Regions from separate parts of the Homo sapiens genome. Here regions 2, 3, 4 and 5 are each linked to region 1. Evidence: chromatin loops called from intact Hi-C (ENCODE). Cell type or tissue: HCT116. All regions are shown on one strand. Links, peaks and the distances in the headings refer to the core of each region. The heading gives the core; the rest is flanking DNA.

Region 1 (5,945 bases), core at 576-5,575:
CTTTTGCCCAGTTTTTATTCAGGTGGTTTTGTTGTTGTTGTTGAGTCCTCATTCTTTTTTTTGACAGCCTCATGGTATTCCACGTAATAGATGTACAGTTTTCTATTGACCAGTCAGTCCTCTATGGATGGGCATTTGGATGGTTTTCCCAATCATGTGCTTTTCAAACAATGCTACAGTGAATTTTCTCATACACGTGTTATTAAGTGCAGATGTGAGTATATTGGAGGATTGGTGGATTAAAGAGAAGGTGCATCTGTGGCCGGGCGCAGTGGCTCACGCCTGTAATCTCAGCACTTTGGGAAGCCGAGGCGGGTGGATCACGAGGTCAGGAGTTCAAGACCAGCCTGACCAACATGGTGAAACCGTGTCCCTATTAAAAATACAAAAAAAATTAGCCAGGCGTGGTGGTGTGCACCTGTAATCCCAGCTATTCAGGAGACTGAGGCAGGAGAATCACTTCAACCCGGGAGGCGGAGGTTGCAGTAAGCCAAGATCGCACCATTGCACTCCAGCCTAGGTGACAGAGTGAGACTCCATCTCCAAAAAAAAAAAAAAAAAAAAAAAGAAGGTGTATTTATCATTTCGGTAGACGCTGTCCAATTGTCCTTGAGAGTGAATGTGTTCCTTTTTATTCCCACCAGTCATGTAAGAGAGCATGGCGCGGCTATAAAACAAACACGTATGTTTTCGGCATCGTGCCAAAGATTTCGTCTTCCCTGGGGAAGCTAATCTGACATTTCCTCATACTGATGAAAACATTGGCCTAACATTGCACTCTGTCAAGGGATTTGCAACTTAATTGCATTTTGTTCATAAAACAATTAATATTGCATAACTTGCCATCAACAGAACTAATTTTGACCCTGCACTATGACAAATCTATTCATGCTTTATGTTTTAAAAATCCGCTCAAAGCTAAAAAAAAAAAGCTACTATTCGAATACCATTAAGCTGATATCAAAACTCAGACTCGATTGCAACGTGTCTCCCAACCTTTCCAAATAGCACAACATTTATTTTTCTCAATTCCTTTCCAGAGGTATATCCATGAAAATTCATGAGTGGGAATTCTTTTATCAAGAGTATCTAACAAGATAAGGGAACAACTCACATATCAAATATTAACTCAGCCTGAACATATGATACTATACGTGGATTTAGAGAAGCAGACAGCAGCTCTTTACCAAGCCCACACCAAACCACATGCTCCTCCAACTGTAATCAAGAAAGTAACTGAAATTGTTTGGGCAAATCAGGGCCTAATTAAAAGAGATAAACAGATGATAACCCCATTAACTCCATTATACGAATATATGTTTATAATGAACCAGTCACAGTTTTCAAGAAGAAGGCGGATGTTCTCAAGGGGTAAAAAGTCTCATAAATGAGGTACTAACTTGTAAATAAACTCAGGACAGCAAATTCTATATGTTCTGTAAGCAGCTAATGTGATATTTATATTAACTATAATAAAGATACATGCCAAGTAAAACATGAGGTGCAGGTGAATAAATGAGACATTCTTAATCAGTATAGATTAAAGCCATAGTAAATACACATTAGCTTTGTACTTAGTGTCAATCTAGAAGCTGGTCTACATAAATATCAGCTAACTTCTCTTTCCTTGCATGAAACCTTCAAGTTCACCTAGTTCAACCTCTCTCCCAGCGGAGGAATCCCAGGTCGCCTAACCACAGTTCGCCTTTCTCCAATGACGGTAGTTTCACTATTTCAAAAGGCAGTGAATCCATGCTGCTTCTGATTCGCTGCCCAAATTGGGAGCCGGTGATTTTCTCCTCCTCTGAGGGTTGTCCAGGGTGCACCATCTTCCTCCCCAGCCCCCTGAGATTCAGAGACACAGAGTCACCCAGAGATAATCTTTAAAGCTCCCCAGGTGATGGCAAGGTACAGCTAAGTGTGGGACCTACTGCCCTATAATGATCATCCATGATCTGCCTTGTCAGCTGTACATGCATTTGTTTATTCTTCATTCATTACTAGCATTTATTGAATACCCACGCTAGGAGCTGAGAGTACATACATGTTATTTACCTAATGTCTTTCTTTACATGGACCCTTTTGTATCTAAAGACATTCGTTTTAAATATTAATGAATCTGATGGATCAGATACAATCAAACTAGATACATAACTCTTAAAGAAGTTCATCGCTATTATCTAAAAATTACCCTGATAGTTTACTAGTGTTATTCACATGACCTTTTAGGAAATAATGAGTTCATTCATTCCTTCATTCACTCATTCCTTTCTTCCTCCCTCCCACATATGCTAAGTCTCTCTGACAGTCCATACGCAATGACAGGCACCCTCCCTTGCCCCCTGCTGGAAAATGCTCAGTGTCTACCTGCCACCCACAGTCACACCCCCTGCTGCTGGAACAGGAATGGAGCTGTTCCCAGCTTCTTTGGGCCTTTATGAAGCACATTCTTAGGGCTCTGTGCTCCTCCCACAGGTGCCCACCCTTTCCTTCACCCAGCCAGGCAGTCCTGGAGGTGTGTGTGGGGAATGCTGCTACCTGGCTGGATCCGGGGTAGGAGTCCCAGTGGACAGTGCAGAACATCACCAGCAGGGGGCACTCATGCATCACCACTGGCTTCTCACCTGGCCCAGGGCAAGGCAGGCCTGGCTGGAAGGTTAAGATGACTGGGGTGCCACTGAGGGGACCAGGCTAGGCTTGGGAGGGGCCCTATGGGATAAAAGGGCACGAAAGTGGGCCCCTTGCACTCAGATTCTAAGAAAATCCTCCCCAGCCAGGGGGAAGAAAAGCACACAGCACGTCTCCTTACCAGATTTAACAAACATGACCATCTGGGGGACAGCAGCCATCAGTTAAATAATCCTGCCATTTGGTGAGGGGCAAGGTTGCCTCTCAGGCACATGCTGGTTCTTTGTAGGGAGAGGAGTGGGACAGAGAGCAGACCTTCAGGCCAATGGGGCTCTCCTGGGGACTGGCCCTCATATCCCCACCTCCAGCCCAGCCAGGAGAAGACCAGTCTGGGTGGCCCGGGCCTTCTGCAACTGTCCTTTACCAGTCCCTTGGGCCTCATGTTCCCCTCCTGCAATCATTCCCACCCTACCTGCTTTTCCTGGGAGCATGAAGGTGGAAGTGTGTTGCCAACAGAGGAAAGCCATCTAAACAAAAACAAGGGAATCTAAAATGGAGCTCGCCTGCCCCCATCCTGCCACCCCCTTCCTACTTCGGAATTTGTGTGCATTTGTAATCTGTGAGTCTGTCTCATTGTGCATTGCTGGAGCTGACGATTAGGTGCAGTGGTGGCTCTCGCCTTGCCCTCTGATGACTTTTCCCTAATTGGTTTAATCTGTATTTTCACGCACTCACTGGAAAATGAGAAGAGCCGCCAGCTTCTCCGAGGAGCTGGGATGAGGCGTGAACCCTACGAGAAGGGTCGCGGGGGTTTGCGGCTCCTGCCATGGGGGCTGGGGAGGTCACAGGAAAATGGCAGACTGTCCTTGTTCTTGGGTACTCACAGTCCCCGGGCGAGGAGGGGCACGAATGGAGGAGGTACAGAAGGCGAAAACGTACTGGGGGCCTGCGTACCTGGGAAAGGAGAGGTGGGGAGAGGAAACCCTGACTGGGGTTGGCTCCCCCCGGGCAGAATGTCTGTCCGTTCAGGGGCAGGAACGGGGGCACCCAGGCAGAGAGATCCCAGGGGCAGAGTGTGAGTATCTCAGTGCCAGCTACTTGTGTTTCTGTGGCTTTCTCTGGGATAGGACAATTCTGTGGACCTCTCTCTGGATTTGTCATGACTTTGGGAAGACAGCTCGGTGGGTGTCTGAGTCTAGTGTGTTGTCTGTGTGTATGAGTGCATGAGTGAGTGTGTATGTGTGTGAGTTGGGTGTGACCACTGGTGGCTGCTAACTCTCTATTGCATTCGGCTTCCAGCCCTGCAGGGTTTCCTTGTTGAACCTCTGGGGATCCTGCCTTGGGACAGAGGTGGCTAATGCAGCAGGGGGCGGGGGTGGGGCTAGCCTAGATAGAGGCTTAAGCCCCTACTGCTGGGGTAAAGCGATTACCAGCGTGTGTGTGTGTGTGTGTGTGTGCGCGCGCGCGCACGCGTATGTGTGTGTGCGCCTTTAGTGGCTGCAGAATCCTCAACCACCCTGAGAGGGTCCAAATACTTGCCCCTGGCCTTCCCTCCCTTTCCTTGCCATGATTCGCAGCCCCCCAGCTGACCTCGATATGTTCATTTACTCTAAGACGCTGTGCTCTGAAATTGCTTCTCCTCCTCGGAGTTCTCTGGCTCTGATAGTGAAATTTCCACTAGTGTCAGAGGGGAGACAGTTTGGGATGTGGGGAGCTTCTTGATGCTGCCTTAGAGACATGTACAAATTGGGACCCTTGACCTTGCGTTTGACAAGTGAATCACTTATAATCACCACTTATTTTTACTTGCATCAACCTCACCAAGACGAAGAGCTTTGGGTTGCTCCTTCTGGCGCCAGGAGCCCCTACGCAGGGTTAATGATGATAAGAGAAGTGAGTGTGACTCAGCAGATGGAATGTTCCAATGCTGGTGAGTAAATTCAGTTTCCTATAACAAACAGACAATAAGGAAATTAGGTTCTCACCGTGAACCTGAGAATGGTGCTGATCCTTAATAGCCCCTCCTGTGTAGCAGGCACCGCTGTAAGCTCTTCCCAGATCAGCCGCCCTCTGTTGCCCATTTCACAGATGAAGAAACTAAGGCACAAAGAAGTGAAGTAATTTGCCCTGAGATTAACCAGTTCACGGAGCAGGGATGTGAGCCCAGGCAGTCTAGGGTCCTTGCCAAGTACCCAGCCACTGTGCCCTGCATTGCAGGGCAGCCCCGCACGTGGTCACAGTGTGGAATTCATGGTGTTTCCTGCAGCAGAGCCGCAAACCTTAGTCTTACCGGAGAGCTTCTTGCCAGCGACTTGATTTCACATGGCAAAGAAAGAGTAGGACAGGTTTAAAAGAGGCTTTTACTATACCCAACTGGTATTCACTTCGTGTGTCTGTTCTCTGTGGTTTGTAAATATTCTCCGGCTTCCCCTTGATCTCTACAGCAGGGCACGCTGTCCATGACAGCACTTTGCTTTCTCAACAGCGCTCGTGTCACCAGCTCGAGCCGCAGCCATCTGCATGGAGCACTGTTGACATTGCAGCCGTGGGGCCCACTCCAGGTCTGGCAGAGGCTGACTCACAGCGTCAGGGGGCTGGGAATGGAATGCTGGTCTTTTGGGCATCACGGACATCACAGAGGGAGGAAGGGAGGCTGGGGGTGCATCTGTAAAACGGGGGTGCAAGGGGCAGGGGTTGTACAGTGGTATCTACCTCACGGGGTTTGGGTATCAGTCAGGGCTTATTTCCCTTTGCTGAGAACAGAGGCTGGAAATATTGATAATAGTGGTTTAAACCATATCCAGACTTCTCACTCTCTCACCTAACACGTCGGGGGTAGGCGTCCTGGGTTGGTGGGGGCCCCAATGGTGTCTTCAGGGACCCAGGCTCCTCTCTTTCAGTCCCACCCGCCTTAGCAGCCAGCTTCCATCCTCAAGGTCACCTCATGATCCAAGATGGCTGCTGGGCCTCCATCATCACGTCTAACTTTCAGCAGGGACTGGGCACACACTGGCCCCAATGTTCCCTTCTGTCCCACCTGACAGCTTACACTTGGCCCTCAGTGGCCACTCCTAGCTGCAAGGGAGGCTGAGAAACGGAACCTTTTGGCCAGGCACATTGCCATCCAAGTGTTTGTTGCTAAGGCAGGTGGGAGACAGGATATGGTAGGGGCCCCCCACAGTCTCTGCCACAGCACGCAGTAGACTCCTGTGCACCGCAAGGTACAACCTGTCTATTTTTCCAAGTGCTGTGACTGTTTCAGCTCAAACAGCCAGATAGGTGAGGGGGAAGGAGTCCCACAGGCGAGCACTGGAAAC
Region 2 (5,945 bases), core at 598-5,597, 190 kb after region 1:
ATTCAAGTCTTTTGCCCATTTAAAAATTGTATTTTTTTTTCTTCCTGTTGAGTTATTTGAGCTCCTTCTGTGTTCTGGACATTAATTCTTTGTTGGGTGGATAGTTTGCAAATATTCCCTCCCATTCTATAGGTTGCCTCTTCTCTCTGTGGATTGTTTCCTTTGCCATGCAGATGTTTTTGGCTTGTTGCATTCCCCATTTGTCTATTTTTGCTTTTGTTGCCTGTGCTTTCGAGGTCTTATAAAAAAAAAAAACACTTTGTCCAGACCAATGTCCTGAGGCATTTTCTCTATGCTTTCTTCTAGTACTTTCCTAGTTTCGAGTCTTACATTTATGTCTTTAATCCATTTTGAGCTGATTTTTGTGTGTGGTGGGAGACAGGGGTCTAGGTTCCTTCTTCTGCATGCTGATATCCAATTTTCCTGGTCCACTTACTGAAGAGACTGTCCTTTCCTCAGTGTATATTCTTGGTGCCTTTGTAAAAAACCATTTGGCTGTAAATACGTGGATTTATATCTGGGTTTTCTATTCTGTTCCATTGGTCTATGTGTCCATTTTTGTTTTTGTTTTTGTTTTCTGAGACAGAGTCTTACTTCTTGCCCAGGCTGGAGTGCAGCAGCGCCATCTCCGCTCACTGCAATCTCCACCTCCCGGGTTCAAGCGATCCTCCCACCTCAGCCTCCCAAGTAGCTGGGAATACAGGCAAAAGCCACCATGGTTGGCTAATTTTTGTAGTTTTAGTAGAGACGGGGTTTCACCTTGTTGGCCAGGCTGGTCTTGAACTCTGACCTCAAGTGAACTCCTGCCTCAGCCTCCCAAAGTGCTGGGAATACAGCTGTGAGCCACTGCACCTGGCCTATGTGTCTACTTTTATGCCAGTACCATGCTGTTTTGGTTACTATAGCCTGGTGGTATGTTTTGAAGTCAGGTAGTGTGATGCCTCCAGCTTTCTTCCTTTTGCTCAAAGGCCCTGAATGCTTTGTCCATACAGATTGCATACAGATTTTAGGATTTTTTTTTTCTATTTCTGTGATGAATGTCATTGATATTTTGGTAAAGATTATATTGAATCTGTAGATCCCTTTGTGTGGTATGGACATTTTAACAATATTAATTCTTCCAATCCATGAACATGGGTTATTTTTCCATGTTTTTGTGTCCTCTTCAGTTTCTCTCATCAGTGTTTTATAATTTTCATCATAGAGATCTTTTCCCTCTTAGGTTAAATTTATTCATGGCTGGGCATGGTGGCTCACGCCTGTAATCCCAGCACTTTGGAAAGCCGAGGCGGGTGGATCACGAGGTCAGGAGATAGAGACCATCCTGGCTAACACGGTGAAACCCCGTCTCTACTAAAAATACAAAAAAAAAAAAAAAAAATTAGCCAGGTGTCATGGCGGGCATCTGCTGTCCCAGCTACTCGGGAGGCTGAGGCAGGAGAATGGCGTGAACCCGGGAGGTGGAGCTTGCAGTGAGCCGAGATCGCACCATTGCACTCCAGCCTGGGCAACAGAACGAGACTCTGTCTCAAAAAAAAAATTATTCGTAAGTGTGGTTTTTTTTTTTTTTTTGCAGCTATTATAAATGGGATTGCTTTTTTCTTTTTCAAGTTGCTTCCTACCGGTGTAAAGAAACACTTCTGATTTTTGTATGTTGATTTTGCGTCTTGCAACTTCACTGAATTTATTAGTCCTAACCATTTTTGAATGGAGTGTTTGGGTTTTTGTAAATATAAGATGATGTCATCTGCAAAAAGGGACAATTTTACTTCCTGCTTTCCAGTTTGGATGCCATTTTTTTCTTTCACTTGCCCAATTGCTCCGGGTAGGGCTAGAGTTTCAGTTTTGCAACCTTAAAAAAGTTGCACATTGTGAATGTACTTAATGTCACTGAACTTTACACTTCAAATGGTAAAAATGGTACATTTTCTGTTATGTATATTTCACTACAATTAAAACAACACAAATGAAGCCCTACAGAAAAGTTTTTTAAAAGGCCACCAAAAACCCTAGAAAGCTCTGGGAGGCACCCAGTGCGAGACCCGCACAGAGGGGCTCAGGCCTGAGATCAGGCCACCAAGCTGGGCAGACATGGCCAGCTCCTCCCCGTTACTGCTGGCTGCCCCGCTATAGTGAGCTTCCCTCTCTGGGCCTCAGCTTCCTTTTCTGTAAAACAGGGTTAGTGACCAGGTGCGGTGGCTCATGCCTGTAATTCCAGCACTTTGGGAGGCCGAGGTGGGTGGATCACCTGAGATCAGGAGTTCGAGACCAGCCTGACCAACAAGGTGAAACCCTGTCTCTGCTAAAAATACAAAAATTAGCCGGGCATGGTGGCAGGCGCCTGTAATCCCAGCTACTCAGGAGGCTGAGACAGGAGAATCGCTTGAACTCGGGAGGTGGAGGTTGCAGTGAGCCGAGATCGCACCACTGCACTCCAGTCTGAGTGATGGAGTGAGACTCCGTCTCAAAAACAAAACGAAAAACAGAAAACAAAAACAAAAAAACCGGGGTTAGTGACGACGCCTCCCTCAAGGGAAGGTTGTTTTTGTTTCATTTTTTCAAACAAGGGAAGTTTTGCAGAATGTAATGAAATAATCCATGTAAGGCAGTCAGCACAGAGCACGGCCACGAGTGGCCGAGGGAAGTGGGCCTGGGGTCTCTCAGCTCTCCAGAGCCGAGGCCCACAGGAGGAGCCAGACCAGAGTCGGGGCAGGGGTCTGGCCCTCCTTGCCCCACCCCTCGTCGGTTTCCTAGGTGACCAAAGCCAGCCCGCGGGCTCCCCTGCGTGGTCGCCGCGGGGATGGCACTCAGAGAACCCACCGCCTGGGGCTCCCCTGTGAACGAGGGGACCTCTGAGGGTCCTTCAGCCCCAATACCCAGGTATCCGTGGGGCTGGATTCTGGCCGGGAACAGGGCTGGACCCCTAGGAGCCCGTCACATGGGGGAGGCAATCCAATCCAGGATGATTCCGCTGACACGTAACGAGTTCTTGAAACAGTATGAACGGGAGTGGTAAGGATGGATTCCACATGGGGAGAACTGGGGAAGGGGTTGTCAGGTGTAGGGGTTGGGTTAGGAGAGCTGGCTTGGAAGAGGGAAGGGCACCGGGTGGTGGGGACAGCATGTGCAAGCCACAGAGGTGGAGACTGGGCGACCTCTGTGTACACTGGTGGGCAGGAGCACGCACTTAACGCTGAGTGAGTGTATGCGTGTGGCTTTAGCGGGAAGCAGGGGGGATGAACCTCAAAGGAGAAATGGGCCAGGTGCCCACGCCTGTAATCCCAGCGCTTTGAGAGGCCGAGGCCAGCGGATCATCTGAGGTCAAGAGTTTGAGACCAGCCTGGCCAACATGGTGAAACCTAGTCCTTACTAAAAATACAAAAATTAGTCGGGTGTGGTGGCACATGCCTGTAATCTCAGCTACTTGGGAGGTTGAGGCAGGAGAATCGCTTGAACCTGGGAGGTGGACGTTGCAGTGAGCTGACATCTCACCACTGCACTCCAGCCTGGGCCACAGAGTAAGACTCTGTCTCAAAAAAAAAAAAAAAAAGAGAAATGGGAGCCAGGTGGTGAGAGGCTCTGAATGCCAGAACACCATTTACTCTTCTTATTTTTTTCAGATTGGCAATAGGTAAGAAAGAAACCCTCCTTGGTGGGAAATGTCTCTTGTGCCAGATGCCTTGTCCCAAGTGCTCCTCAGTACAACCCTTTGAGATTCTGTTATGAGCCTGCCTTGCCTATGAGTGAGGCTGAGCCTTGGAGAGGTGTCCTCACTCCCTCTGGGTCACATGCCAGATGGTGGAGACCTGAGAACCGGGAACCAAGGTGAGCCCTGATTTGCAGTTTAGAAAGGTCACTCTGGCTGTCATGTGAAGGAAGGACTTGATGGACAGATTAAATGCAGACAGGCCTCTTAGGAGGCTGTTACAAAGGCCCAGGCCAGGGGTGCTGATGGTTGGGGGTACAGAGGATCTGGGGTGTGAGGGACCTTTGTGAGAGGTAATTAGATACTGAAACTGACTGGTCCTGGTGAAAAATCGAGGGTGAAGGTGAGCAGAGTGAAGGATGACTTTGAGGTTTCCAGCCTGGGAGACTGGCGGGTGATGGTGCTGTTTCTACAGGGGGCTGAGCCAGCTTAGTGGGCAGTAGGTTAATGATGGCTGCAAATTCTTTTTTTTTTTTTTTTTTGAGATGGAGTCTCGCTCTGCCGCCCAGGCTGGAATGCAATGGCATGATCTCGGCTCACTGCAACCTCCACCTCCCGGGTTCAAGCCATTCTCCTGCCTCAGCCTCCCAAGTAGGTAAGACTACAGGCATGTGCCACCATGCCTGGCTAATTTTTTGTATTTTTAGTAGAGACAGGGTTTCACCGTGTTGGCCAGGCTGGTTTCAAACTCCTGACCTCAAGTGATCCGCCCGCCTTGGCCTCCCAAAGTGCTGAGCCACTGTGCCCAGCCGATGGCTGCAAATTCTGTGCTCCTCTTTCCATTGAGCGGGGGAGTTTATTCCTTTCTTAGTACCTGGGCTTGGGCCCAGGACTCACGTGACCCATGGAACAGAGGTCCAGCTGGTATTCCATTGCCTGGCTATGGCAACTCGTTCAAGAGTGGTTTGGTGACCTGAGTAAGTCCAGTGAGATTCAGTCCTGGGACTTTTGCTGGAACAACTAGACAAAGAAAACTCCTTTCCAGTTGTGATGTCCAGCTGGGAAGATGATGTGAATCTGGAGTTCTAAGTACCAGAAGGATCCTAAGAATGAAGCCACAGCAGAGGAAGGTGAGTGGGGAGATGTGCAACAACAGCTATTGAGGCTGGATGGTATCATATGGGCCTCTGCATCATCAATGCTGGAAGCCCAGACAACTTGGTTACGTGAGCCAGCTAATTCCCTTTATGGCTATGACAAATATTAAAAAGTAGGCTCACTCAACAGCTATTCTCAATCCCTCTCCAGCTCTCCTTCCTCTACTAACTACAGAGTCTGAAACCTAAATTGTTATTTCCCAGCCTCCTTTGCAGCCAAGGATGGCCATGTGACCTTTCTGGCCAACCAGGGTCCCTGGAGAGGGTGGCCCTTCCTGAATAAAAGGAAATTCTCATGAGGAGAAGGCAGTGTTTGGCCCCCTTCCCTGCTGCTTGGAAAGTGGGTGTGAGGCTGGCAGGTGCAGCCAACTTGCAGCTCTCAACGGTAAGCATGAGGGGCAGAGCAAGTGCTGAGGGTGATGGGACCAAAACACAGAAGGGCCCAGGTTTCTGATGGCACTGCTGGGCTGCAGCTCCAGTCCCAGGCTGCCTCCTGACACCCTGCTGAGTGAGATCAACAAAGCCCTGCCCGAGCAAGCCCTGCTGCTTGTCTGCAGTGGAGTATGAGTGTGCTGACACATGGAGTGAGACAGAGGAGCCCAAACCAGTGCAAGGAGACAACTGGAAAAATATTGAAAAGGGGAGGGAGTGGCCCTAGCCAAGTGATGCAGAGAGGCAGGGTAGGAGTGGGCTAGGGCCCAGGTCGACTCACTCACCTTCCATTCTACCCCGCCTCACCCTCCTATACTGCAGAGGCTAGCAAGCTAAAGCCACCCTTCCTCCCGGATCCCTTGCAGCTATGATTCTGGATGTGAATTAGATCCTACCAATGGGATTTGCTCCCATGAGATTTGGAAAGCAGCTGTCTTCTTGCTGCTCTTGGCAGTCATTGCTGGCAAGTGACCTTGTGGGTGTCAATAAGCAGTTGCAGCAGAGGACGCAGTGCTGGACCCTGTGTCGTAGTATCTGGACTCTGACTTCCTGAGGCTCAAGATTCGGGTACAGCAGTGGTGGTAGCATCCTAACCCCTGGGTGGCAGCCACAGTGGGGGGTTTAGAGGTGGCCCCTGACTCCTCACCTTCCTGGCTGTGGCCTCGGTGGCAGCCCCTCTTGGTCAGTTCTGTGGTGTCCTGGGAGTCATT
Region 3 (5,945 bases), core at 380-5,379, 130 kb after region 1:
CTGTTCCCCTTCACTCTGTGTGTTTGTTCACCTGCTTTTCTGAAATGTCCAAACTGGAAGGGTTGTTAGCTATCTTCTGGCTAACATCTCTCACTTGCTGTGTGATTCTGGGCTAGAGGCTCACCCTTTCTGGGCCCATATTCACACCTGTCAACAGAGAAGGCTGCACTAGCCTGGCAGTTCCCAAACCCCGGCTACATATTGGAATCATTTGGAGAGGCTTTTTATCATTTTAATTTTTATTTACTTATTTATTTTTATTTTTTAAGAGACAGAATCTCACTATGCTGCTCAGGCTGGTCTTCAACTCCTGGTCTCAAGGGATCATCCCCCCTTAGCCTTCTGAGTAGCTGGGATTACAGGCATGAGCCACTATGCCCAGCTTGGAAAGCCTTTCAAAAATGCCAGTTTGGCTAGGCACAGTTCACGACGGCAATCCCAGCACTTTGGTAGGCCGAGGAGGGCAGATTGCTTGAGGTCAGGAGTTTGAGACCAGCCTGGCCAACATGGTGAAACCCTGTTTCTACTAAAAATACAAAAATTAGCTGGGCGTGGTGGCAGGTGCCTGTAATCTCAGCTACTCAGGAAGCTGAGGCAGGAGAATTGCTTGAACCCGGGAGGTGGAGGTTACAGTGCGCCAAGGTCGTGCCACTGCACTCCAGCCTGGGCCACAGAGCAAGACTCCGTCAAAAAAAAAAAAAAAAGTCAATTTCTGGCCCCTCCTCAGAACCCCCAGGGGAATCTGCAGCCAGCCGGATCCTGGCCCTGGGCCTGTGCCTGGGAAGCACATACCTTCCAGCTACGACTGTGAGCCCCTCCCCAGCCCCTTTCTGGGACAGATGGGGACACTGAGAGCCAGAGAGGGGAGATGTGTAGCAGAGTTGGAACTAAGGGCCAGGTGTCCATCCCGCCAGTCTCTGCTCCCACTGGGATTCCTGCCCAGCCTCTGTCCACTCCGAAGGCTGGGATGAGCGTCTAATGACCGTGTGCAGGGAGAAGGTCGGGGGCAGGTGAGGAGCAGGCAGCCTGGACCCTGCCTCTAGTGGACAGTCCCCATCCCCTTGTCTGACCCCAGGGTTGGGGGGGCCTGCCTCACTTTTCTGAGCTGACAATTGTAGGGTCTCTTGGATGCTCCCACACACTTCGAGTGCCCACAGCTCCCCCACGGGGTACCCGGGAAGGAGAGAAGCGGTGGTTGCGGGGGAGAGGGACGGCAGGAGTACAGGAGTGAGGCTTAGCTGTCTATGGCCTTGGGGGGCTTATGTTCTTGTCCTGGCTCCTGAGAAGGAACGGTTTGGGAGAGGAACTGATTGAAATGTACTTTGCGTTTCTGGAAATTGAAATACTCAATTTGAGAGCATAGCGGCAATTAGTGTTTAATCACAGGAGGATAGAGCATGGGTGGCTGTGCCTGAGCTGGGGAGGACGGGTGGGCTGATTACCCGTCCTGCTTCCTGCTGTGGGGGCTGAGTCCCATTCCTCCCCTTCCCTAGGACAGATTAAAGGTGTAATTTGATGAATCAATTTGTTTTCTGGAGGAGAGAAGGGAGAAGCAGAAATCTCATAATAGCTGGAAGCAAGTTGCTCCATCCTGTCCTACAGGAGTCTTCATCAAGGAGCCAGGGGCGGTAGGGAGGCAGACCCAGTAGAGGAGGCCTCAGTGGTGTCTTCCTTTGAAGTCATGCACACCTGAGTTCAAATCCTGGTTCTGCCATTTACCAGCTGCACGACCTTGAGAAATCCACTTAACCCTCCACTTCCTCATTTCTAAGAAGGACAGCCCAGCAGGGTAGCTGGGCTAATATTTAATATTAGTCAATGTGCCTTCTGCAGTGTCTGGCACTTAATGGATGATCTATAAAGGAGAGAGGATACTGGGGGTAGGGAGGGGTGGGCTGAGACAATTGACCCCTGCTGGGCTGGACTTGAGGTTCACGGCCACATGGTTCCCTGTGCAGCGCCCCGTGGGTCCCAGCAGACACAGCACCATAATGGGAGACTTCTAGGCCGAGAGGGCAAAAGCTTCAAACAGCAGGCGGCAGCACCAGCTGTGTGGTGGCTGGGAGCTGGTCTAGCCTCCGCCTTCCTTCCAGAAGTCTCCCCAGCATCCTCAACCAGGTCAGATCCCCCAGCATGACTCAACATCCCTTCGACTTCCCTTCTGCAGCCCTGTAAGTGCTGGGGGTGCTGTATGTGGTGGTGGGCACCTGGCATGCCAAGTTCATAGCAGGTGCTCTGTCAGTGCAGAGCTGGGCACTAGTGGCCCAGGGTGACAGGCTTTGGCTGGCTGGAGCAGGGCTGGGTCAGGGTCGGGAGAGGCTGGGCTGCAGCAGAGACAGCTCAGGTCTGAGTCAGACAGACCTGGGTTCAAATCCTACCCATCCCTCCCAGTGTTGGGGTAGGGGGCAAGTTGCTGCCCTTCTCTAAATCTTATTTGTAATTTGCTTTCCTGGGCTGGTTATTAAGAATAGTAGAATTTGTCTTCTACCTTCTCCTGGCAGGTGGATGCCTTAGCTCAGCTCCAAGGGACAGTTTTGGGTACTGAGAGGGAACAGGGATGGGGAAGGTGGCCTCCCTTTTACTGAGTCCATACCAGGCCCTGTGTTAAGCTCTTTATGCACTCTGAGTCCTCATCACTCCCTTGTAAGGCAGGAGTAATTCTTTCCATTTTCCAAACAGAGAAACTGAGGCTCAGAGAGGTTTCCTGGCTTGCTTAGTCTCAGCAGCGAGGAGCCAGTTGTTGAACGTGGGGTTGTGTGACTCAGAGCCTGGGCTCTGTCCAATCCCAGCTGGCAGTGGGGGAAGGAGGGGCCTGGGCGGGAGGCTGCAGCTGGGCGTGGGTGGGCAGGTGGGTGCAGAGGCCCATAGATGCTGGCTAATGGGCCCTGGTGGGCCCGGCGCTAATGGGCCCTGGAAGTGCCAGGCGTAGATTTAGTGGGAAGGCAGGTGCTGGCTGCAGTGGGCCAGGAACTCTTCTGCCCCTCCTTTCCCTGTCCCATTCCTCAGGCCAGGGAGGAGGGGGAAGGAGATGGGGGCTCAGGGAGGGGGCATGCACCTAGCTTTGCCACTGACCCTACAGCTGGGTCTCAGCTTTCCCTTCTGCCCAATGGGTGAATCATTCCCTCCCCTCAGGTTTTGTTCTGAGTACCAAGGGCCATACTCTGTAGGAATGAATGCTGTAAAAATCAGGGGGCCACTGAAGTAGTGACCCCCACCCCAAGAAAATGCTCTTTCTTTGGAGACTCTCAGGGCTTTAGGGATAGAAGCAGGTGTGCCCCAATTATGCCAGTTTCCCTTTTCTCCTCCCCGCCCCCAACCCCTGGCAGTCCTAGGTGAGGGACCGCACAGCCAGGCCTGAGTGGGTGGGTAGGTGGCGCTGGCGCAGCCAAGAAGTGCCTGCTTCTGATTGGAAGGCTGGTTTCCATGGCGACCGATTGATTGCCCAAGCTGCAGACTCAAGGGGAATGAGCAATGGGGCCTTTCTCCCAAGCTTCACTGCTCAGGCTTGGGCCTGGAGGCCAAGGCAGGGGTGACATCTTTGTGTCCTGTCAGGGACAAGGGGCCCACTAGGGAACAGAAGGGCACCTCAGCCCAGAAGCCACCACTGGGCACCTGCTGTGTGCACATTCTGAGCTAGCAATGGAACAGGAGGAGGGGACCTAGCATTTATGAAGCAACTACTATGTGAAAACGAAGCTGCTGGGACTAGAACCTGGCCCAGTGGAGTCCCAAGCCTGTGAGCCTAACCACCAGGCTGTGATGCTCGTCCATGCTGCTTGTGAGGACTAAGCACATTTATGGGACACCAGCAAGCATCCTTGGACCACCAGACTGTAACCCCGCTCACACCAAGCTCTGAGGGTGAGGGTGAGACAGTCATTGCTGAGGGAGATCAGGGCTGGGGTGAATGTTGGAGGAATTAGGGAGGAGGATTAAATGTTTGGGGTGAGGGTAGGGAAATAAAGGCACCCCAGGCAGGGCACTGGCTTGGGCAAAGGCAATGAGGTGGAATGAGCTGGCCGTGTGGCAAGAGTTGGCCCCTCCACCTGTGATGTGGACTCGAAAAGGAGGGGCGGCCGTCTCTCTGATTGTTAGCTATGCAGGCCTGTGCCAACCACACCCTACCTCCCCTTTTACCCCTTTCCCATGCCCGTCTTCCCACCTATTCTGTCCATTCTGCCTCCCCCTCACTGGGGCCTGGGTGAGTCCCTGGCCCTCTGGCCACAGAGGTCCCACCGGCCAAAGGAGAAGGCTGGCACCAGTGGGGCTGCCTCCAGGACTCCAGCAGGGGATGGTTTCTCCCCGTCCCCTCCACGGTCTCTTCTCAGATTCCTTCTTTCTTCTTTCTCTCCCTCTTCCTTCTTCCCTGCACGCACCACCCCCTCCAACAATATTCTCACTGTCTCTTTTCCTGCCCTGGGGGTGATTTTGTCCGATTGATTGCCCAAGCAATCTGAATTGCTCTGAATCAGAAATCTGACTGGTCCCTGCCCCAGCCCCATCTCCATCGTGAACCCCATCCCCTGGTCCCACCCTGCCGCTGCCCTGCTCCCTGGCTCCTGCCCTGCCTGGCTCTGTCCCTCTTCATCCCAAACTCTCACTTGGCCCTTGGTACTCAGGACAAGACCTGAGAGGGGGAATGATTCACCCATTGGGCAGAAGGGAAAGCTGACACCCAGCTGTACAGTCAGTGGCAGATCACTGCCCTGCTCCTATCCCTGCTCTGCCCTGCCTGCCTGCCCCGTCCCTGTCTAGCCCCTCCCAAGCCCTGGCTTCATCTGAGCCTCTGCCACAGTCTTAGGTTCCCAGATGGGCTCGCTTAGGTCCTGGCCTCATTGTCATTCTGTCCACGCCAGCATCAGTCGGTGGCTGCAGGCACTGTCGGGGGTGAGGGGGAGAGAGAGAGAGAGAGGGAGAGAGAGAGAGAGAGGGAGAGAGAGAGAGAGAGAGGGAGAGAGAGAGAGAGAGAGAGAGAGAGAGAGAGGGAGAGAGAGAGGGAGAGAGAGAGAGAGAGGAGGAGAGAGAGAGAGAGGGAGAGAGAGAGGGAGAGAGAGAGAGGGAGAGAGAGAGAGGGAGAGAGAGAGAGAGAGAGAGAGGGAGAGAGAGAGAGAGGGAGAGAGAGAGAGAGAGGGGAAGAGAGAGAGGGAGAGAGAGAGAGAGAGGGAGAGAGAGAGAAAGAGGGAGAGAGAGAGAGAGGTTGGGGCTGCAGGTTGCGGGGAGCTGTAGGTCTGCTCTCTGAGCCTCCTCTCAGAAGGACAGAAGTGTTGTGTACAGGCTGGAAATAGCTGTCCATTATTGAGTACCTACTGTGCGCTAGAGAGGTTACAGTATCTCTAACCTCACAGCAGCCCCAGGAGACAAGTAAAAGGGACTCTTCCTCTTTACTCCAAGAGCCGAATTGACATCTCCATAGTAAACATTGGCAGGATTCATTTGGGACCCAGGTCCTCCTGGTCAAAGCCCCTGCTCACTGCCTTCTGCTGTGGGATTTGGGAAATGGGGTAGCTGGTCCCTACTGCAGGTGCCCCTGGATTGCTGAAGCCCTGTAAGATCTCCAAGGATGGCCAGGGCCCCCACAGGCACAAATGTGGGTAGGCTAAGGAGGAGAAACAGGGAGGGGGAACTGCATGAATGGAGGCTTGGAGGCCAGGACTGCTTCGGGAAGACTGTATGGGAGATGCAGCTTGAGACAAGGTTGCGGGGGTGAACCAGAGCCATTTCATATAGGGCTTCAAGACTTGAAGACCAGGCTGGGCCTTGACAGAGAGAACCTGGGAAGCATCTGAAAGTTGTTGAGCCAGGGAGGGAGATGATCCCAGCTATATTAATTCCTTCCTTCCTCCGTTGACTCATTTATTAAAAATTTATTGTCTTCTCCGCGGCATGCCTTTGCTGGGACTGGTGATTCAGAAATACTAGTCATAGGCCGGATGCGGTGGCTCACA
Region 4 (5,945 bases), core at 519-5,518, 140 kb after region 1:
AAAGTTCGCTGGGTGAATTGGTGGCTGAACCCCATCTGCTCCGGAGGAAACAGCTGTCCTTTCCTTCTCCAGGATAAAGCAGCCACGGGGCACAACTCTTCCAGTCCACAGGGCCACCCAGAATGACCCCAGTTCCTTGCTGCACCTTGTGGATATGTCTGATCTCTACCGTGACCCTATGTCTTGGGGTGCCTGGAGCAGTCCTGGTTTCTGCCTGTTGTCCTGGCGTCCCCTGGAATCCAGATTCCAGCACTCATAGGAAGGGCTATTATGGATGATGAGTTTGTGGTCGCCCTGACACAGGTTTCAGATCAGATGGCGCTGGTTCCATGCCGGCTCAGGTCCTTCTTGGCTGGGCCAGAGTGCGCCTGAGGGCCCTTCTCTGTAAAATGGGGATAGTCACGCCTGCTTAGGGAGTGCTGGAAGGTTGGAAGACAGCATGTAGTGGGAGGCGCTGGCCTTAGCGAGTGCTCCATGGTTGGCGGCTTTGGCCATGACATACTGATGCTGGGCATGGTGGGGGTGGGCCGGGGTGTCCAGGGCAAACCTGGGTCTTTGTGGGTTACTTTTGAGGGTCACGTGCTGTTAAGAACCCACACACTGGGATTGGAACCCAGGCCTGCAGGTGGACCCCAGGACCCAGGTGCCTGCCAGTACACACCACTGAGCCAAGACTAAATGGCCAAGAAAGGGGAGGGGGCGGAATCGGGCAGACAGGGGAGGGAGGGGCAAGTGGGAGAGGTGGGAGTGGGGAGAGGAGGAGGAGATAAGAGGGTGAGAGGGTGCGGAAGAGGAGGTGGGAAGGGCTTTCTGCTGAGCCCAGGACTCTTGTCTAACTCGCAGCTGAAGGTGTCCACGGGGAGGTCCTGCTGCCCCTCTGACGCAGTGTGACCTGTTCACCTCCCCTCCGCCCGACTCCTTCCCCACACCTGCCCTTCGCTGGGCTGTTTCGGGGAATGCTGTCACCTCCCACAAGTCTTAGCCCCGGAGGCCCATCAAGCCTCTTTCCTCCTGTCCAGCGACCGCTCTGTTCCTCCCTCACCTCCTCCAGCCCCCTGTGGCCCACCTAGCCTCCTTAATCCATCCCTTGAGTGGTCGATCCTAGGGGCTATCCCCAGACGGCTTCCAGCCGTCTCTCTCCTGCTTTGAACCCTTTCCTGGCTCCCCGTCACCGTCCTGGTAAAGTCACCCACGCAGGCTGGCCAGTGTGTCTCCGCTTCTGTTGCATTCCAAGTCCAGCTGTTCTAGGCAGGCCTCCTCCAGGCCCACCAAAGAATTCACCGCTTCTCAAATGTGCCAAACTCCTGTGTGGGGGCTCCGTGCTCCAGTCTCCCCAGGCCCCACAGCCCCTCTTCCCTCATCCTTACCGTCGCTCCCAACGCTGTCCCCATAGCGAGGTCACTTCATCCTCCTCCGCCGGCCCTGCCTGCAGACCAGATTCGCCCACGTTTCTCCAGAGCCCAGCGCCCGGCCTGGAACCACCACGGGAAGAGCATGTTCTCCCCAAAGAGGCCCTGTGGAGTCTGGCTTTTCTCCTGGAGGGTGGTTGTTGGATCTTGGGCAGAGGAGGCTGTGCTGTCAGGAAGAAGCCAAAAGGGATGGGACAACATTGCCAGACAGGGAGGGAGGTGGGGCTGGCTCGCGGGGACGGTCCAGAGAGGGTCCCCACTGGGCCAGGATCACATGGCAGTTTGGGGCAAGGCCAGGATTTTGACCCAGATGTGTGTCACTCTCTGGCTTCATTCTTCAGCCATTCTGGGTGCAGTCTGGAGAGTTGGGAGGCATGCAGGAGTGAGTGGCTGGGTCTCTGGTGCCCCTCAGAGGCCAGGCTCTCAGGACACTTGGGGTAGGAGGTGGTCCTCCCATTGAAGGGAAGGAGGGTCTGGAGCCTGCAGTGTCCTGGTGGGAGCAGGCCTGTCTTTGATGCTCACACTTGCAGACCCCTGGGGAAGGCCTGAGTCATCACTGAGCCGGCAAACATATTTAGCTCCTTTTATGTCCCTAATAAATCAATTTCTCCAGGTCTTTCATACCTGCCACTCGACTCGGGCTGCCTGCCCCCATCTCCTGTCCCCTGGCAGCTCTGTGTGCCAGGCTTCAAGATGGAGGGGCTCCTCCTCCCCAGGTACCTGGCAGGGGCCCACTCTGCCTTCTCCAAGCCCCGCTGCCCTGGCCTATTCCAACCCAGAGCCTTCTGTGCCAAGCTAGTCCTCCCTCAGGCTGGGATGTCTCCGTTCAGCAGCCACATTACTGAATGCCCCCTCAGAGCTTCATGCGGCCAAAGCTGCAGCCCCAGAGCTGCAAGGATCCTGCACTGTGCACGCAGCTCAGTCCCAGCCAGCACCCAGCCTCCCTCAACCTTGCATTCTTTTGACTCACTGGGGCTTGTGTTTGGGGCCCAGGGGAGTTCCAGAAATACCTTGCCTCGACCTGCCCTCCTTGTCCTGTCTCCTACTGGCCCCACTGGCTGGAAGGCTCAGACCTCCACTTGGCTTATCTTTCCTGAGCACACCTCTTCCAAGAAGTCTTCCCAGATCTCCCCCACTACCCCACTGCCCACATGAATCTTTCCCCCTCAAATGGCCCCAATTCCATGTTTTTGTAGCTCCATGAATGCATGCCCACAGTCTGCCTTGTGACCATAATAATAGTAGCATGTAACGTCCCAGGAGCTGCCTAACGCTGTTGTTAGCATTTTACATATATTTAATTATTTCCATTTTATAGATGGGAAACCTGAGGCTCAGAGAGCTTAGGAAACCTGCTTAAGGCACAGGGTAGAGGTGAGCCTTCACCATGGCCCTCTGGGTGGCTCTGACGGCTACGTCACCCCCCCGCCCCGTGCCCTGACACAGTAATGGCTTTCGTGGTACCTGCTCATCTTCCTCCCCCGCCATCCCTTCCAGGGCAGGAGCTGTGTTGCAGCGGTGCCTGTTGCATGTGGAAGTCTCCCTTCAAGGTTTGCATCATGGAACTCACCTGGCCCAACCTCTCAGGGAGGAAAATTCCAACCAGAGAGGGTAAGCAACTCGTTCGGGGCCCCACAGCCAGAAAGCAAGAGTGCGCGAATCTCCCAGTGCCAGGCCCAATGCCAGCCCCAGCAGGGGTGACTGTGCCCAGCACGAGTGGCGGGGAGGCCCATGCTTGTTTGTGTCCATGGGTGTCTACTGGGCTGCTCGAGCCCTTGGGCCCTGATAGACCAGATGTCTCCCCCTTTAGGACGTCCAGGCCAGGGCTCTACTCCGGACAGAGACCCCGTCCCTGCAAGGGACAGCCAGTCAGCCCTGTCCAGCCCCGTCCAGCCCTGTCCAGCCCTGTGCAGCCAGTCCAGCCATTCTGACTGCAGCGTTGAAACCTCTTATCCACGTGTGGTGGGAGCCCCCTGCTGACCAGAGTGAGGAGTGGCAGAATGGCAGGAAGGTGAGCAGACATGCCCTGGAGAGACTCAGGGGGCCAGTGAGTCAGAGCCCAGCTCTCCATGCTCCTGGCTTGTGATGTGGCCTCTCCAGGTACTCCTGCATCTCCTGGAGGCACCAACGTTCTCATAGCTCTCTAGGCCTCTGGACATTTGCACCTGCTGATGCTGAGACCCAGAGGGCCTTTTATCAGTTAACTTCAGGTGAACTAGCAGTTATTGTGCACCTATTGTGTGCTGGGCACTCTGAGTATGTGCAAGGTCTGGCCCACAAGGAGCTCACAGTTCAGTGTGGGGCAGACATGAAGTGAGCTCACTGCATTATCAGGTGCGTGTCCTGTCCCCAGCCTGGCTGCCAATACTTGAGCACCCTCCTCAGAGAAGCCTCCCCGGATTGCCCTCTGCCCAGCCCAGCCCAGCCCAGCCCTCCACTGCCTGCTCTGCGTCCTCTGGAACAGCGTGTGTTCAGTACTGCAGGGATGTGAGCCCCATGCAGGCAGGGATTCGGCCTTGTTGTACCAGTGTCTGGGACAGTGCCTGGCACAACGTAGGTGCTCCATAAACATTTGTGGGATGTACAAATAAATGAAGGTTATTGAATTCAAGCTCCTCCGTTACCCACCAAGTGATCCTTGGAGCAGCAGTGCTTGCACTCCTCCAGCAACGGGGAACATTCTACTCACCTCCCGTGGCAGCAGGCTCTTTCTCTCTCTCTCTTTCTGTCTGTCTGTCTGTCTGTCTCTCTCCCTCCCCGCTCCTTCCTTCCTTCCTTTCTTTTTATTTTGAGACAGAGTCTCACTCTGTTGCCCAGGCTAGAGTGCAGTGGCATGATCTCGGCTCACTGCAACCTCTACCTCCCAGATTCAAGCAATTTTCCTGCCTCAGCCTCCCAAGTAGCTGGGATTACAGGCTTGCACCACCACGCCTGGCTAATTTTTTGTATTTTTAGACGGGGGGTCTCACCAGGTTGGCCAGCCTGGTCTCGAACTCCTAACTTCAGGTGATCTGCCCGCCTTAGCCTCCCAAAGTGCTGGGATTACAGGCGTGAGCCACCACGCCTGGCTCTTTTTTTCTTTTGAGATGGAGTCTTGCTCTGTCACCCAGGCTGGAGTGCAGTGGCACCATCTGGGCTCAATGACACCTCCGCCTCCCAGGTTCAAGCAATTCTCCTGCCTCAGCCTCCTGAGTAGCTGGGACTATAGGCACCCACCACCACGCCCAGCTAATTTTTGTATTTTTAATAGAGACGGGATTTCACCATGTTGGCCAGGCTGGTCTCGAACTCCTGACCTCAAGTGATCCTCCCACGTCGGCCTCCCAGAGTGTTGGGATTACAGGCGTGAGCCACCACGCCTGACCGGCAGCGGCTCTTTCTATCGTTAGACAGCATTGCCTGCTGGAAAGTCCTTTTGCCTTTCCCTGGGCTTGTCAGAACCAGCTTGCCTGCACCTGCTCTGTGGAAGCCCCATTGGCTGTCCAGCCCCTGGGGATGGCTCCTGTGCCAGTGTTCCGGGGATGGGGTCGTAGGGCCCTCTGAGTGACCAGCCTCCCTGCCTGGCCCTCCTGCCCTCCACTGGGAAAGGGACGGAGGTGGAGGGCCCGGTGGGGTCAAGGTGGCAGCCGCAGTCACAGAGAGGACAGAGCCCACTCACGAGTTGGATCAGGAGTTTTATTCTCTCTTTGGAATGACTCCCAGAACAGCCACTTATGCCCAGAAAATCCATGATCCCATCTCCTCCATGATGGAGGAAGCTGAGGACCAGAGAGGGGAAGGGAGTAGACTAAGGGAGTAGCCAGTGCATCCCAGGAGCAGGACAGAATCTCTGACCCCTGACCCCTAGCCCAGTGCTCCTTCCACCACCCCTGGCTGCTCCTTCATGGACCAATGAGGTGACAGAGGCAGGGCCTAGTTCACAGGCTGACAAGAATCTGCGGATGTCCTCAGATGTCCCACAAGGTGTCCTCCTGCAGACGCCCAACCCAGACCTTGTCTGCTGCAATATCACTACCAGTGCTTGCAGACCTCCAGAGACAGGAGTCTCACCACCTCGCAAGGCAGCTACTCCATCCTGACCCTGTGGAAGGTGTGCAAATGTGGGGGTGGGTGGGGACGAGGAGAGGTGCCTCGCGAGCTGCGGTTCCTTCTGGGGGATCCACCTGCTTCCTTGCCCACTCAGGCTGGCAGTGGGGCAGAGGCGGCCACATTTCCTGTTCCCCTGCCAAGGAATTTCCCTCCAGGGGCTCCCCTGGGCCTGTGTGAGGGGGTGAGAAGTGTTTCCTGTTAGTGGACTCCTCCTCCAGGCCAGGCCTCCCTGGAGACAGAGCTGGCTGCCCGGGTACTGGAAGTCAGCTCTACTCTGATAATACTTCTGCAGAGGGTCTCGAGATGCTGGGACCCGCCGGGCTGCCCTTTATCACCATGGGACTGCTCGTCAGTGGTCTTGCAGGAAAGCCATGGCCAAGACTCTCTCTCTCCAAGCATGAGCTCTGTGTTACTTTCTGGCTCAGCCACTGCCTCCAGGCAGCCCTC
Region 5 (5,945 bases), core at 487-5,486, 200 kb after region 1:
TCACCATATTGGCCAGGTTGTTCTTGAATTCCTGACTTCGTGATCCACCCACCTTGGCCTCCCAAAGTGCTGGGATGAATCACGTCTTTTAAGACCTTGTCTCCAAATACAGTCACATGTGGAGTTACTGGGGCTTCAACATATGAATTTTAGGGGAACACAATTCAGTCTGCAGTTCCCCTAAAAACACGCTGTAATCCACAGAAGTGGGTCAAACACCAGGAGGACACTGCTGTGGAAGAGGATGGAGATTTAGCTTCCCAGGTTTTGGTTCTCTGGGGTCCCTGGTCCCCAGCCCTCCTCGGCCCAGTCTCCAGATTCCCCATCTTTGTGTGCCAATAATGGTGTCCAATCTCACTCTCACTGACCATGGAGGAAACCAGGGTGCAGTGGGTGTTTCCTGGAGGCGAGGGCAGGGGAGGGGAGGTAGGGTCGGTGGATGGCAGCCGGAGGGGTCTCGAAGACAAAACCCCTGGGCTGCTTCTTTGTAAGATGGGAGAGACCGGATGTGAGATGAGGGAGACAGTAGAACGAGGCTGAGGACATTGGAGAAAGAGCAGAGTGACACCCTAGAAGTGGGGAGAGGAATACAAGATAAAAAGGAGAAAGCCAGCCCCATCACACTCATGCTGACATTTATCCAGAGTCTGCTACGTGCCAGTTTCCTTCTAGGTACATGACACACATACTTGCACCCCGTGCTCATGGCTATCCAGAGAGGGAGGTGCCCCCATCAGCAATGGGAGAGCAGTTTGCAGAGGTGAAGCCACTCACTGGGGACACACGGCCAGATAGCAGAGGAGGCGGGTGGAGACACAGCCTGACCCCAGAGCTCGTGAGTGGGAGAGGTAGAAAGTTGGAGGAAGAGGGCACAGTCATCTTGAGATGGGCTTGAGTAGAGTGGAGACTGAGGTCACCTCTGGAAGAAGAAGTTGGTGTTTGAGAATGGGGTTGGTGGGAAGTGGGGAGTAGGGGTGAGAGAGAGCCCCCTAGCATTCAGTGAGGGTCCTTGCTGAGGCTGAAAGTGGAGTTTGCCCCCTAGACTTTCTCCCACCACCATCTGCTGCTGCTGGGTGGATGGGGTCTTGAGCTGCATTCCTTCCCTGGGTGGCCTCCTGCTGCTTTAAATACTGACTTAGTCTCTGGAGTCCTAAAAGAAATGGAAGAAAACACAAATAAACGGAATGATATCTTGTGTTCATGAAATGGAAGAATCAGTATTGTTAAAATGTCCATAGCACCCAAAGAGCTACAGATTCAGTGCAATCCCTATCAAAATCCCAACGTCATTTTTCACAGAAAAAAAAAAAAAAAAACCCTAAACGTTGTATGGAACTACAAAAGGCCCTGAGTAGCCAAAGCAATCTAGAACAAAAAGAACAAAGCCAGAGGCATCACCCTACCTGATTTCAAAATATACTACGAAGCTGAGATCTCACCACTGCACTCTAGCCTGGGCGACAGAGTGAGACCATGTCTCAAAAAACAAAACAAAACAACAACCCCAGAAACTCATTTCTCAGAGTTCTGGAGCATGGGAAGTCCAAGACCACGGTGCCAGCAGATTCAATGTCCGGTGAGACCTGCTTTCTGGTTCATAGATGGTGAACTCGTCACTGTATCCTCACGTGGTGGAGGGGGCTAGTTAGCTCTCAGGGCCTGTATTATAAAGGTGACAAGCCCACTTACGAGGGCCCTTCCCTAATGACCTAATCATCTCCCAAAGGCTTCTCCTTCAAATGCCATCACGCTGGAATTAGTTTTCAACATATGAATTCAATATATACGTTCTCAGGGATGTAAACACTCGGTCAATAGCAAATGCCATCTACGTTGGGACAACTCCACGCTTATGCCTCCAGCCTGGACCCTTCCCCTTTTCCAGAATATTCTATCCAAACACTCAACAGCTTCATGTTCAACAGGCTTCTCACCCAAAATGTCCAGGACAGAAGCTTGATTCCTGGATGCTCTAAGCCCACTCCTCCCGCGGCCACCCCCTCCTAGTTAAATGGTGCCTCCATCCGCCAAGGTGCTAAGAATGAAACCCAACATCATTCTTGACTCCCTCAGCAAGTCCTAAAGCCTCTACAATACCAACTCTCCGTCCAGCCACTTCTTACACTTCCCACCATCACCTCCCTGGCCCAAGCCTCCGTCCCCTTGCCTGGACACTGCCATGGCCCCACCGGGTCTCTCAGCGTCCGCCCTGGTGTCACTGTGGCCTATTCCTCATATGGCCACCAGAGGGTGCCTTCTTGATCAGGATTCGCCGGTTTTTCTGCTCGCGCCCAGAAGAAATCCAGTGTGTGAGCGAAGGCTCCTTGGTCATTTTTTCATGGCGCTTTCACCACCTGCCACTGTGATTGTATTTGTTGCTAGCTTGTTTATTGTCTGTCTCCCACCTGGAATGTGAGCTCTCTGGGGGCAGGGACTTCTATTTGTACACTGCCATTTACCCAGAGAAATGGACCCAGAACGAGCTTGTTAACCATGGGATGCTGGCCTGACAGAGGACTTGCTGGCAAGGGCCGATCTTCTCCACCCTTCTCCCCGACTATTCAAGGAACCTTTCCCCACAACCTCCATGTCCAGATGCCCAGCATCAGAAGCCCCTGGACCACCCAGAGCTGGAGGATGGACACCCGGGTCCAGGGCTCCAGGAGAAAGGCAGGAGCCGGAAGGCCATGGGGGAGGGAGGGTGATTTTTCTAGTGAGAATGAAGCCTTGCCCAAGACCTGCCCATGGGAGGAGATGAGATGGGGATGGAGGGGTGCATTGTTTGGAGAGGAGAAGCCGCTCCACTTCTCCCGCCTCTGTGGACTAGCGTAGGGGTCCCCAGAGAAGCTTCATCTGTATTTACAGCTGCTCCTCGTTGCTCGCATTACTGCCTGAGCTCTGTCTCCTGTCAGATCAGCCGTGGCATAAGATTCTCATGGGAGCATGAACCCCGTTGTGAACTGCGCATACGAGGGATTTGGGTTGCAGGCTCCTTATGAGAATCTAATGCCTGATGATGATCTGTCACTGTCTCCCATCACTCCCGGATGGGACCGTCTAGTTGCAGGAAAACAAGCTCAGGGGTCCTACTGATTCTACATGATGGTGAGTTGTGTAATTATTTCATTATGTATTACAATTAATAATAGAAATAAAGTGCACAATAAATGTGTTTGCATCATCCCAAAAGCATCCCCCCAAATCCGTGGAAAAATTGTCTTCCACGAAGCCAGTCCCTAGTGCCTAAAAGGTTGGGGACCGCTGGGCTAGAGCAACGGCTGGTGCAGACCTCAGGGTGTTTGGTGCCTGAAGGTGGACAGGCAGGCTGGGCTGGGACTCTGTTCCTACCCTTCCACGATAAGGTTGGGACTGGGCTAAGAAAGGGAGGGGGTGAGTGGTGACTGCTGAGGGCCTAGAGGGGGCACCCCAAGGTCCAGTAGGAAGAGGATTTGGTTGGGTAGGAAGGGGAGGGGGCTTTGTCCCAGAGCGACGGGGAAGACAGGATGCCACGCGCAATCTGGAAATCTCGCAACGCCCTCTCCCGGCACTAACGCATCTCTACATTCCCAGGGAGAAACGCGGAGTTCTCAACTGAAGCTCAAGGTGGAGAGCGAGAGAAGGAGGCGGATTCATGAAATATTTCGGAGAGAGGAGCCACGGGGCCCTGAGGGCGGCAGAAGCTGCGGCCGAGAGGAAAAGCACCAAGAACACCGCCCTGCCGGGAACTAGTTTTAAATCCACGTCCAGGTTTTGTATGAGCCTCGCTGGAGGAATATACGTTCAGGGTAAATTGTGTTGGTCAATGGGTACTGTTAACTGGGAAAAAAAATCACACAATTTATATATTTAGAAAGGAGATTTTATTTCTTTAAAGAGTTACAGCCTGCAAGGTGGCCATCCTGCACATGGCATGTGGCAGAGGCCAGAGACAGGCACTTCAAAAGAGGAGGGGTTGGGGTAGCAGCTTTATGCTAAAGGCGTTGGCTAAACATACATATTCAACAGGCTACAGGAGGAGCTATGCATATTCATGAAGGTGGCCCTGACGGATGCATATTGAAAGAACATGCATGTGATATACTACCCATGTTCACTTTGGGGTGGAGACTTAACATGTAAATGCATTACACTTAGGCCCTATACCGCTAAAGGTCTTCGGAACACGGGCGCGGAGCTTCTGCAAACCGGCCAGAACTGGTCCGTGGTCCGTGGTCTTCTGATCTGGAGAAAGCTACTGAAATCAGTCTCTTCTCTAATGAAGGCTGGAATTAGGGCCTGGAGCAGGGGCTCAGTTGCTCAGCGTAGGGGCCCTGGATGAGCTGTGATTGATTTCATCTGGCTTATCTCGAGGCAGCGGCTTGTTTAGCTGCCAGAGCAAAAGAAACACCTTGTGGCAGGCAGGACAGAGTTCACGGTTTAAGTGTGGGGTGTGTGACCTCACCCTCACCTGGCAGGGCCTGAGGTCCTGGTTGTAATTTGGTATTGTGTTGCCACAAAGTCTGTTCTGTCCATATTATGGTTCTTTTTTTTTTTTTTAATTTATGGTTCTGTTTTAACATTACTGCTGGTCAGTTGTGTCTCAACTGCGAAAGGGAGGTGTATAATGAGGCGTGTCTGACCTCCCCTTCCATCACGGTTGGGATCTCAGTTTTAAAAGTTTTTCTGGGCCAGGTGCAGTGGCTCACGCTTGTAATTCCAGCAATTTGGGAGGCAGAGGCAGGGGGAGCACTTGAGGTCACAAGTCCGAGACCAGCCTAGCCAACATGGTGAAACCCTGTCTCTACTAAAATGCAAACATTAGCTGGGCGTGGTGGTGGTGGGTGCCTGTAATCCCAGCTACTCAGGAGGCTGAGGCAGGAGAATGGTTTGAACATGGGAGTCAGAGGTTACAGTGAGCCGAGATAGTGCCACTGCACTGCAGCCTGGGCGACAGGGCGAGACTCTGTCTCAATAAATAAATAAATAAAAATAAAAGTTTTTCTGAGGTCCCTTTGGCCAAGAAGTGGTTTGTTTAGTCAGTTGGAGGGCTTATAATTGTATTTTTAGTTTACAGTAGCCATCTGTAAAACTATAAAGTTGAGTCTACCTTACACTGTGCAATGGGATAATGAGTCATGTCAAATAATTCAGTGTAACAAATGAAACCACAAAACTATAAGAAGAAACTATAGTAAACTGTTTGAAAAATATAATTTCAGAATGGCAAAGACCTTTCTAAAAATCACAAAGAACCCAGAAGCCATAAAAGAGAAGATTGATTAACCAAACTATTTAAATATGCAGAAGTCCACGTGGCTCAAGTCACCATCAGTTAAGCCAAAGTGCCAGTGGCCACCTGGGAACATATGGCTGTAACTTGTGTGATGGACCAGAAGTGAGTCCCCCTAACATGGAAATCAATCAAAAAGACCAACACCGAATAAGAAAGTAGGCAAAAGGTATGAAGGCACAGTTTACAGGAAAAGAAAATACAAATGGTTTTTTTTTTTTTTTTTTTTTTTTGAGGTGGAGTTTCTCTCTGTTGCCCAGGCTGGAACGTCGTTGCATGATCTCGGCTCACTGCAACCTCCACCTCCTGGGTTCAAGCGATTCTCCTCCCTCAGCCTCCCAAGTAGCCAGGATTACAGGCGCCTACTACCATGCCTGGCTAATTTTTGTATTTTTAATCGAGATGGGGTTTCTCCATGTTGGCCAGCCAAGTCTTGAACTCCTGGTCTCAAGCGATCCAAAGTGCTGGGATTACAGGCATGAGCCACCGTGCCTGGCCACAATGGCTTTTAACCCTCCAAAAAGATGCCTATCCTATGGAAAAGAAATGCAAATCAAAACTCCGGTGCAATGTCATTTATTGCTTACTGGGGTGTCATAAATAAGAACATTGCCTGAAACGCCGTATTGGTGGGGAAGCCAGTTTTCCCACACACCGCCGGTGGGAGGATGGATAG

Evidence for each region. Peaks named below come from ENCODE experiments on the same cell type or tissue, not always from the same donor. Only the 100,000 strongest peaks of a DNase experiment are listed, where the experiment ranks them.
Region 2: a loop joins it to region 1, with 5 times the contacts of the local background. A loop is called at or near these places in 33 of 110 quality-filtered maps.
Region 3: a loop joins it to region 1, with 5 times the contacts of the local background. A loop is called at or near these places in 89 of 110 quality-filtered maps.
Region 4: a loop joins it to region 1, with 12 times the contacts of the local background. A loop is called at or near these places in 89 of 110 quality-filtered maps.
Region 5: it touches region 1 in a loop (7-fold over the local background); 33 of 110 quality-filtered maps call a loop at or near these places.

The regions. Positions count from the first base shown.
Region 1 is chr22:37,454,155-37,460,099 of GRCh38, reverse strand. No RefSeq gene overlaps it. Among named protein-coding and RNA genes, the nearest start is that of MFNG, 29 kb to the left of the region's middle. In HCT116, for the core only: CTCF peaks have their summits at 2,355 (motif pointing left) and 2,562 (motif pointing right); DNase peaks (open chromatin) are centred at 2,439 and 4,539; H3K4me3 peaks cover 1,505 bases; H3K27ac peaks cover 3,471 bases.
Region 2 is chr22:37,264,047-37,269,991 of GRCh38, reverse strand. LOC107985576 (a long non-coding RNA gene) reads left to right here and starts at 4,435. Exons shown (of 3, transcript XR_001755534.1): 1 at 4,435-5,188. RefSeq lists enhancers at 2,445-2,634, 2,655-2,714. In HCT116, for the core only: CTCF peaks have their summits at 2,592 and 2,800; no DNase peak of the experiment used is centred there; H3K4me3 peaks cover 493 bases.
Region 3 is chr22:37,328,119-37,334,063 of GRCh38, reverse strand. LOC105373024 (a long non-coding RNA gene) reads left to right here and starts at 1,928. Exons shown (of 4, transcript XR_938232.3): 1 at 1,928-2,171. RefSeq lists a silencer at 3,262-3,556 and enhancers at 4,455-5,100, 5,548-5,945. In HCT116, for the core only: CTCF peaks have their summits at 2,019 (motif pointing right), 3,335, 4,818 and 5,019; DNase peaks (open chromatin) are centred at 3,403 and 4,744; H3K4me3 peaks cover 2,227 bases; H3K27ac peaks cover 5,000 bases.
Region 4 is chr22:37,314,467-37,320,411 of GRCh38, reverse strand. It overlaps CYTH4 (cytohesin 4), which reads right to left. Exons shown (of 13, transcript NM_013385.5): 13 at 5,071-5,945. It overlaps LOC105373024 (a long non-coding RNA gene), which reads left to right. Exons shown (of 4, transcript XR_938232.3): 2 at 2,907-3,020. Among named protein-coding and RNA genes, the nearest start is that of CYTH4, 35 kb to the right of the region's middle. RefSeq lists an enhancer at 1,621-2,478. In HCT116, for the core only: CTCF peaks have their summits at 1,822 and 3,376 (motif pointing left); a DNase peak (open chromatin) is centred at 3,451; H3K4me3 peaks cover 1,019 bases; H3K27ac peaks cover 4,607 bases.
Region 5 is chr22:37,257,342-37,263,286 of GRCh38, reverse strand. It overlaps LOC107985576 (a long non-coding RNA gene), which reads left to right. Exons shown (of 3, transcript XR_001755534.1): 3 at 3,571-3,815. Among named protein-coding and RNA genes, the nearest start is that of RAC2, 16 kb to the right of the region's middle. RefSeq lists an enhancer at 2,147-2,686. In HCT116, for the core only: CTCF peaks have their summits at 2,237 (motif pointing right), 3,334 and 3,538 (motif pointing left); DNase peaks (open chromatin) are centred at 2,240 and 3,636; H3K4me3 peaks cover 838 bases; H3K27ac peaks cover 570 bases.